Regions from separate parts of the Homo sapiens genome. Here region 1 is linked to region 2. Evidence: chromatin loops called from intact Hi-C (ENCODE). Cell type or tissue: heart left ventricle. All regions are shown on one strand.

Region 1 (5,000 bases), 54 kb after region 2:
AGGATTACAGGCGTGAGCCACCGGCGCCCGGCCAAGGGTCTTCTTTAAGTCTTTCCCCAACCTTGGGTCACAAGGATGTTCTCTTACACTTTCTTTTACTAGCCTTATAGTGTGGCCTTTTACACTTTGGTCCTTAATCCATGTGGAGTCCATCTTTGTAGACGATGTAAGGGAGAGTCCCAACTGCATTTTCTATCTGAACAGTGTTCCAGTATTTCCAACACTATCTAAAAAATCTGGCCTTTCTTCCCCATATTTTAACAGCTTTATTAAGATATAATTTACATACCATACAATTCATCCATTTAAAGCACATAATTCAATGACTTTCAGTATATTCACAGAACTGTAAAACCATGATCACAGTCCATTTTAGAACATTTTCATCACCCCCTCACAAAACCCTGTATTTTTTAGCCATCATCTTCACTTTTTTTCTTTTTTTTTTTGAGACAGGGTCTCACTCCATAGCCCAGGCTGGAGTACAGTGGTGTGATCTCAGCTCACCGCAACCTCTGCCTCCCAGGTTCAAGCAATTCTTGTGCCTCAGCCTCCTGAGTAGCTAGGATTACAGGTGTGCGCCACCACGCCTGGCTAATTTTTGTATTTGCAGTAGAGACAGGGTTTCACCATGTTGACCAGGCTGATCTCAAACTCCTGACCTCAGGTGATCTGCCTGCCTTAGCCTCCCAAAGTGCTGGGATTACAGGCGTGAGCCACAACGCCCAGCCTTCACTAATTTCTGATGCAACCTTTATCACATAACAGTTTTCAGATGCATATGGATTTGTTTCTGAGTTCTTTGTTTTTTGTTTTTTTGTTTTTAAGATAGGATCTCACTGTCACCCAGGCTGGAGTGAAGTGGTGTGATCATGGCTCACTGGAGCCCTAGACTCCCACCCGACCAGCGGGCTCAAGCAATCCTCCCGTCTCAGCCTCCTGAGAAGCTGGGACCACAGGCATGTGCCACCATGCCTGGGTAATTTTTTATTTTTTATAGAGACAGGGTCTTGCGATGTTACCCAGGCTGGTCTTGAACTCCTGGGCTCAAGCAATCCTCCTGCCTCAGCCTCCCAAAGTACTGGGATTACAGACATGAGCCACTGCGCCTGGGTGTTCCTGGGTTCTGTTTCGTTTTGTTTTGTTTTGTTTTTCAGACAGAGTTTTGCTCTTCCACCCAGGCTGGAATGATGTAGCATGATCTCTGCTCACTGCAACCTCCACCCTCCAGGTTCAAGCGATTCTCCTGCCTCAGCCTCCCGAGTAGCTGGGATTATAGGCACCCGCCCCCACGTCTGGCTAATTTTTGTATTTTTAATAGAGACGAGGTTTCACCATGTTGGCCAGGCTGGTCTCGAACTCCTGACCTCAGGTGATCCACCTGCCTTGGCCTCCCAAAGTGCTGGGATTACAGGCGTGAGAGACCGTGCCTGGCCTGTTCCTGGGTTCTTTAACATGTTCTACTTGTCTATTTGTCTACTTGTCTGGTACTATTCTATTTTTCTGTGACTTGTCTTATTGTCTTCTGGGGCAAGTCTCCCCCTTTGCACTTCTTCACAACTGACTTGGCCAAATTCACATTTCCTTTGACCCAGGAATTCCACTTTTTAGAATGTATCTTACAGAAATACTGGAATAAAGGAAAATAATGTATACACAAATTTATTCACTGCAGCCTTGCTTATAATGGCCCCAAACTGGAAAAAAACAAAACTTCCAAAAATAGGGGACTGGTACATTCAAAGAGTGGAATACTACACTGTTTTAATTTTCTGTAGGGACTAATTCTTTCTTTGCTGCCCAGGTTGGACTCAAACACCTCGGCCTCCCAAAGGGCTGGGATTATAGGCATGAGCCACCACACCCGGCCTTTATTTCTTTATTTTAATTTTTTTTTTTCATTCCCACACTACTCCAATGTAGATGCATTGGCTTTTGAATCATGTGAATGCATAACATAGTCAGAAAATAACCCAAAATAAAGAAAATTGACTTAGTTATTCATGAACTTATACTCTTCCATATAAATTTAGAATAAATTTGTCGAATTACTAAAACAACAGGTAGGCTAGGCGTGGTAGCTTGCACCTGTAATCCTAGCTACTCGGGAGGCCCAGGTGGGAGGATGACTTGAGGCTGGGAGTTTGAGGCCAGTCTGAGCAACATCTGAGTAAGACTTCTATCTCTAAAAAAAATTAAAAGTAAAAAAAATTAGCCAGGATGGTGACATGCACCTGTAGTCTCAGCTACCCAGGAGGCTGTCTCAGGAGGATTGTTTGAGCCTAGGAGCCTGTGACCGGCCTAGGTGATATAGCAAGATCCTGCCTCAAAATAAATAAATAAGTAAGTAAGTAAAATCCAACAAAACAGCTGGAATTTTGTTTTTGTTTTGTTTTGTTTTATTTTTTGAGACAGAATCTCACTCTGTCTCCCAGGCTGGAGTACAGTGGTGTGATCTCAGCTCACTGCAACCTCCGCCTCCCAGGTTCAAGCAATTTTCCCACCCCAACCTCCAGAGTAGCTGGGATGACAAGTGCCCACCACCGCGCCTGGCTAATTTTTTGTATCTTTAGTAGACATGAGGTTTCACCATGTTGGCCAGGCTGGTCTCAAACTCCTGGCCTCAAGTGATCTGCCCGCCTCAGCCTCCCAAAGTTCTAGGATTACAGGAGTGAGCCACTGGACCAGGGTAGAACAGCTGGAATTTTGACTTGGATAAAACCCTTTGCTCTTTACTCCTCTGCTCCTTCCACCAAGTGTCAAAAATGCAATGAGAGATGTGAGGGCCTGAAACCAGGATAAGGCCCTAGCTGGGTGGCAACCAGGACTGGAAAACAGTTAAATCAAGAAAATCTCCAAGTTGTATATGCTGGCTGTTGTTTTTCTGTTAAATGCTGGCCACTTAGAACCATCTATTCCACTTTTCTGTGTTTGTCTTACTGTTTTATTAAGGAGTTGCATCTCTGGAGAAGAGGAAGAAAGAATCATTGAATATAAAATCTTTAAAACATCTGTCCATGAGCAATGACTACTTAAAACACCAGTGGCAGGCCTCATCACCCACCTGGTGGCAGGTTATCTCAACTGCAGGCCCAGCGCTTTAGGACAACTACCTTTGTCAAGTTGAACTTACAAATCCAACACAAGAAGGGTGGTAGGGCCTGCCTCGAAAACTTGTTTGCTTTGTTTATTTTTCTAAACATCAGTTCAGCCTCTTGGCCTGAAGGATCATAGATTCCAAATTAGTAGACTCAAAATTAATGAGATTTTCCAGTAACAAGCTTGAGACTAAAATTAAGGAAAATGCACTAATTATAGACTATCTAGCCACCTAACCACCACTTGGATCCAAGCCTCTGGGAGGAGAGGAGGAGGGAAGAGGACGGTCCTCGATTAGACCTGCACTGGACTGTCCTTCCTCTAGGTGCTGCTGCCCATTTCCCTGGCCTGGGGCCTCCCAGCACCCAGTGCTTACTGCCTCAGGGCTCCCATCCTGACCCAGGCCAAGCTGGGTCCCTCTTCTGAGACCTGTGTAAGCCTTCAGGCCAAATTCCTGGAGACTATCAAATAGGGCCCATGGTGGAGGTAGGGGAATCCTTTCTCCTCAGTTCTGGGAAGTGGTATGAGGTGGGGGTGTGGAGTGGGCGGTTCTGGGAGAAGGAAGAGGGGTAGAAAAGGCAGACAAAATGCCCATTATACCCAAGCCTGTCGATTTCCTTTTTTCATGTCTTTATCAGTGTTTGTGACGGAGCTTCTTATCAACAGGAAACGCCTGCCTGAGGGGATGAGGCAGGTCCTGGGGGCTGGACATGGGACAGGGAATTCTGGGTAGTGCGTGGCGGCTGGGCAGCCAGACCAAGTGGTCTCCCCTTTCCCAGGACCCAGTAAGGTTCTCAGGCTCTTTGCCTTGGCATCTGGTGGATCCTTTGATGTACACAGGAAGACAGCACACCAGACATGCCCCAAAGCCAGAGTGTCTACAGGAGGGAGCCCTGGGTGGGGCTCCAGCCCTGACCCTCTGTGATCAAGGAAGGTTGCCAAACAGCTCAAGCTATAATATAGGAATTGTCTTTGCCCCTAGTCTCCACCAATCACCAATCCCCCTCCTTTCCAGATGAGGAGGCCGAGCAACTGGCCAAGGTCCCAGATAACTTAGTGACAGTCACCTCAACTGGCCCTTGTAAGTCTGTTTCTGCATCTGAGCCCTCAGAGGCTGGTGTGTGTGTCGAGCATCCAGGCCTGGGACAATGAGGTACTTGGTACAGACCTCTAGATGAAGAAGAGGAGGGGACTCCAGCACTGACTGACCTCCTACTGTGTGCCAGGTGCTCCAAAAATATTGATCATGAGACTATGATCCTTATCTCTCAGATAAGGCTCCCAGGAGAGGAACAGACTGCAGGTCAGATTTCCCAAGAGGTGAAGATCTAATCTTAGCGCTGAAAATAAATGCCCATGAGGGATGTCTGGGCCAAGCAAGGCTTTATGGGTGGCTGAAAGAAACAGGTTTATCTATCTAGACATCTTTCTTCAAACTGTCAGAAGACTGAATAGAGAAACAGGAACTGGCTGTTCTCCTGGTAGGAGAGGTGGGAAGGGTTTGTGCAGAACAGCAGATGGGTTACCTGACTTCCCATTCCTTACCCTCTTCCTATCAGTTGACCCTGAGCAACCAGATTCTGTTTCTGGTGATGCTGGTAATAAGGAAATTCCCTTGATTTCCCTGCCCATGTGTCTCCCTGGACAACCCCATTCTCCCCCTGCCTCACCATTCGCTCCTGCAGCTGGGGATGTAGGTCAGTAAGAGTGGGTGGGTGAGAAAGAACAGAGAAGAGACTCATCCAGACATGACACCCTGTAGGGCAGCAGTGACAACACTTTAACCTGAAAACTGCCTGAAAATAGACTGTGTGTCTATGACATTATGCAAATCATATGCAAAGTCAAGAAGCCCTCTGTCTCTATTTCGAGCAAACTGAATGTGGCCCTGGTGGAAGCAG
Region 2 (5,000 bases):
GACTTGCTCATCTGCACGGGAGAACCACAATGAGCTGGATCTACCACCACCAAACAGGAAAGCCTTGGAGGGCCTCCTGTGTCCCAGCGACCCTCTGAACACAGCCCAAACACAGCACCTGTCTCATCTGTAATGTTTCTTTTCAGTCTGTTGTTCTTACCAGGCTATGATATCTCTGTGAGTAGGAAAGATCTCCTTTATGGATTATTGGATTCCAGGCCAAAAAATGCTTTTCAGTGCATGAATAGACCACTTCCAAGTATTCCCAGAAAGGCATCTCATCCTTCAGAGGAGCAATGGAAGGTAGAGTGCATACACTTTATTTTCTCTTTTACACTAGGGACAGCAGGAAGGAGGAGAGCAGGAGGAGGGAGAAAAAGAAACACCAAAGCCAGGAATCGAATTAAGCCATGCCGTTGTCAATTGGAAGACTGGAAATTGAGTTGAAATCTCCAAAATTCCAGGCTGGCGCTGATTCCAGGGCACCATACTATATATACCCCATGTTAAAAAGGCAAGAACGAGGGAGTCTGATTGTTTCCCTTCCCTGGCCTTAAGGTGGGTTTTGAAAGCCAGATCCCTACTCACACAAGCTGCCAGAATCAATAAAGGGATGGATCCTGGAAACACACACATCTTGGCTTCTCTTATCACAAACAAGGGGCCCACCCAACACACTGCTTCTCGCACTCTAACCAGCCCCAAAGTCCTGAGGACCCTGCTAACAAGTTCAAAGAGAAGACATGATTTGATCCTTTTAAAACATATAAGATTTAAATTTTATCAAAAGGTGATAGTTTTAAAAAGGAATAGCTTACTCAGTGGGAATAAAAATCTTGCTCTTCCCCTTCCTCCCTTGTATTGGAGTCTAAGGCTCCTCAGCTTGGGGGCAGCAGAGACCATTACAACTTCCCATGGCAATGTGAGGAATGAGCAGTCTGCTGTTGTTTCAGGAATGAAAAACAAATAGCATCTTCTGTAGGCTTTGTAGACACTAACTTCTAAATTGCACCATGCCACAGGAGCAAGTCATGTCACAACTGCTAGAGAGACCCTTCCACAATGTGAACCAGCCACTCACAGCATCCTCTCTGTGCTCCGGGTGCCACTACCTGTCCACGTGTCTGTCCCCTTCTTCCTGGGAGCTCTGTGAGGGGAGGGACTGTGTCTTGCTCTTATGTGTGATGGTCCAAGCAGCCAGCAGAGGTCTGGCCCACAGCAGTCAATAAATGTTATAGAATTAATGAATGAAATTTTAATTACTACCCACTATCTTCAGAATGGAATACAATCCTCTCAAAAAGGCCCCTCATAATCTGGCCTCTGCCTCCCTCTCCACCCACAGCCATCCAAGTTACTTGCTGGGCCCCAAACCTCACCTTTGCACATGTCTGCAGTGCTCTTCCCTGCAAGGAAGATTTTTCTTCCTGACCAGTTCTTGCCACCTTTGTCTCAACTGGGCTCAGGTGCGAGTCAGCCCCAATTTGTGCTCAACAGAACAACTCGTGTTTACCTCCTCTAATCACCCTTACTCGTCATCCTTTGCTAGTCAATGAGGTCCTCAAACATAGGGAGGTGCCTGGCACATAAGAGATTCAAAAACTAAAGCAATAAAAGGGAGAGGAAGAAGGAAAGAATCCTCAGGGACAGGACTGACCAAGAGCAGAGTCCGAAGGCGACACTTCGTGGACTACAGGCTTTTCTGTCGTTATCCTCCTTGCCAGGGTTGAGGCCGCAATTCCTCATCCTAGGGATTTTTTTTTTCTTTTTTTTTTTTTGAGACGGAGTCTCGCTCTGTCGCCCAGGCTGGAGTGCAGTGGCGCGACCTCAGCTCACTGCAACCTCCAGCTCACTGCAACCTCCGCCTCCTGGGTTCAAGCAATTCTCCTGCCTCAGCCTCCTGAATAGCTGGGATTACAGGTAGGTGTCACCGTGGCCAGCTCATTTTTGTATTTTTAGTAGAGATGGGGTTTTGCCATGTTGGCCAGGCTGGTCACAAACTCCTGACCTCAAGTGATCTGCCTGCCTCGGCCTCCCAAAGTGCTGGCATTACATGCGTGAGCCACCGCGCCCAGCCCATCCTAGTGATTTTCAAAATAAGCTTACGGGACCCCCTGCAGGAACTACAATGGAGGTGGGTTTGGGGGAGTGGAGAAAGAGAAATTGAGCAGGTAGGGTGAGGGGGTGTATCTTGTTTATCTGAGTAAGAACTGCTTGTTTATTTGCTTGATAACCTGGATTTTTGTATAACCTTTTCATGGAATAAAAGGCTCCACACTTTAAGGAAAGCATGGAAACCTTGACCTTACTCAAGTTTTCTTTCTACGGGTTACAATGATGAAGGCAAACAGAGCTGTGCACCCCATAGCTATGCACTTTCTCTAGCATCCTCTATCTGGGAATGCTGTATCCAAGCCCAGCCCTTACCTTTATTGTCAGCAGCAATAAATCCAAGGATGTTTTCATGGCGCAGCATGACCGTCTGGTATATCTCTGCTTCCCTGAACCAAGACCGTTCTTCACGAGAAGAGAATATTTTCACAGCCACATCACCACCCCTCCAGCGGCCCCGCCATACTTCCCCAAACCGACCCTTGCCAATAATCTCTTGTAAAACGATGGTTCGGGCCACTGTGCGCTGGACAAAGAGGGGTAACCCTGTGAACCAAAGAATAGGAAGAAACCTGACATTGCAAATTTGACAAATTTTCCAACTCCCACACTAATTGGCACAACGGAAACACCCTTAACATGGTGTCTTCATCCTACGCTGTCCATTAACCATGGAGAGCTGCTGCTGCCCATACACATTTCTAGGTAATCTACCAGAGGGCTGAGCCAGGCGGAGAGATGGGGAAAGAGTGAACACAAACAGGAAACGTGTATGATTAGCTACTCCTTATCTAGGCAATTTCTCCTCTCAGTAAGCACGGATGATAGATTTGAATGTAAATGTTTGACCAGATTTACCAACTCTTCAGCCAGCCACCTGTGGGCCGATCCACCCACATCTGCTTTATTTTGGTGGAGGAAGGAAAGAGGGCAGAGAACATGAAAGTGTGGGCTCATGTGCTGGGGGCCACCTTCTGGCTGTTCTGCTTATTAGCCACTAGAGGGCAGTGCTGTGCGGCCCATGGGTTCCCATCTCCAAAGAGAGCAATGCTCTGCTCACAAGCGAACTCCAGATGTAGAATGGAGGACCATCTATGTTTAGTCTAAGATTAACTTTACTGTCTTTATAAAACTCAACATTGCTTCATTTGACTCATTCAATGTATCTCTATATATCCAATCACCCTTACCATCACAAGTGACTCTTAACTGTCTTACTCCCACCCCCAATCAAATAATTAATACATTATTAATCCCTAGGTCTGGTAGATGGGAACTACCATTTACTGCATGCTTACTATGTATTAGGCTCCATGCTAAGGGCTTTACATAAATTATCTCACTTCCCCAAACCACCTGGAAGGTAAGGCGCTGTTATCATCCCCATTTTATAAACAAGAAAACTAAGGCTCAAAGAGGAGGTTATGTAATATTCAAATTCATACAAGCAGTAAGTGGCAAAGCAGGGCTTAAAATCTAGGACTGTCTGACTCTATAATCTATGCTTTTAATGACAACAGTATAGAACCACCAAAATGTTTCTCAAATTAGCCCCCGCCTCTCCATCTCCGTCCGCCTGTCCTACTTTTGGACCTTCTCTAAAAGACTTCCAACAGGTCTTTTGCCTCCCATCTCAGCCTGCTCTTGCCCTGTGCACCCACACACACCCCGCCTCACCCCACCCTTCCCAACAGAAGGCTGGTAGTGAATGAATTCATCCTCCACACCACTGCCAGAATTCCTTCCAAAGGAAAAAATGAACATTCATTTCCCACATGGAAACTTTCAGTAGAAGCCCCTTACCTAGAAGATAAAGGTCAGCCCTCAAGATCCTGTACACCTGGGGCAGCCTGACGTCCCCCTGCTTCCCCAGCACAAGCACATCATGCTGGTCTCCTCATCATAAAAGTTCTTTAAACATACAGTGGACCTTCATGCCTTTGTCTTTTTACTCAAGGTATTTTCATTGGCCTGGAATGTTCTTTGCCCTCTCGCCTCTCTTAAAAATTCCAACTCATTCTTCAAGACTCCTTTTTTTTTTTTTTTTTGAGATGGTGTCTCGCTCTGTCACCCAGGCTGGAATGCAATGGTATGATTTCGGCTCACTGCAACCTCCACCTCCTAGGTTCATGTGATTCTCCTGCCTCAGCCTTCTGAGTAGCTGGGATTACAGGTGCCCGCCACCACACCCAGATAATTTTTGTATTTTTAGTAGAGATGGGGGTTTCATCATGTTGGTCAGGCTGGTCTCGAACTCCTGACCTGAGGTGATCTACCCGCCTCGGCCTCCCAAAGTGCTGGGATTACAGGTGTGAGCCACCGTGCCTGGCCTTTTTTTTTTTTTTTTTTTTGAGACGGAGCTTTGCTCTTGCTGCCCAGGCTGGAGTGCAATGGCATGATCTGGGCTCACTGCAACCTCTGCCTCCCGGGTTCAAGCAATTCTCCTGCCTCAGCTTCCCAAGTAGCTGGAATTATAGGCGTGTGCCACTACACCCGGCTAATTTTTTGTATTTAGTAGAGACGAGGTTTCACCATGTTAGTCAGGCTGGTCTCAAACTTTTGACCTCATGTGATCTGCCCGGCCTCAAGACTCCTTTAAATGTGCCCTCCTCTGTGAGACTCTTCCCAACAATTCCTGTCTCTCTGATCCAATCCTGGGTCAGCCTTTTTTTTTTTTTTTTTTTTGAGACGGAGTCTCGCTCTGTTGCCCAGGCTGGAGTGCAGTGGCGTGATCTCGGCTCACTGCAAGCTCCGCCTCCCAGGTTCACACCATTCTCCTGCCTCAGCCTCTTGAGTACCTGGGACTACAGGCGCCGCCACCACGCCCGGCTAATTTTTTGTATTTTTAGTAGAGACAGGGTTTCACCATGTTAGCCAGGATGGTCTGG

Evidence for each region. Hi-C counts contacts between places; a loop is a spot of excess contacts. Peaks named below come from ENCODE experiments on the same cell type or tissue, not always from the same donor. Only the 100,000 strongest peaks of a DNase experiment are listed, where the experiment ranks them.
Region 1: a loop joins it to region 2, with 7 times the contacts of the local background. A loop is called at or near these places in 49 of 110 quality-filtered maps.

What each region holds. Positions count from the first base shown.
Region 1 is chr12:51,925,004-51,930,003 of GRCh38, reverse strand. No RefSeq gene overlaps it. Among named protein-coding and RNA genes, the nearest start is that of ACVRL1, 20 kb to the right of the region's middle. In heart left ventricle, a CTCF peak has its summit at 3,056; no DNase peak of the experiment used is centred here; H3K27ac peaks cover 1,852 bases.
Region 2 is chr12:51,978,627-51,983,626 of GRCh38, reverse strand. ACVR1B (activin A receptor type 1B) reads right to left here. Exons shown (of 9, transcript NM_004302.5): 4 at 2,428-2,658. Among named protein-coding and RNA genes, the nearest start is that of TAMALIN, 26 kb to the left of the region's middle. RefSeq lists enhancers at 2,847-2,896, 2,907-2,956. In heart left ventricle, CTCF peaks have their summits at 797, 2,884 and 3,090 (motif pointing right); a DNase peak (open chromatin) is centred at 3,106.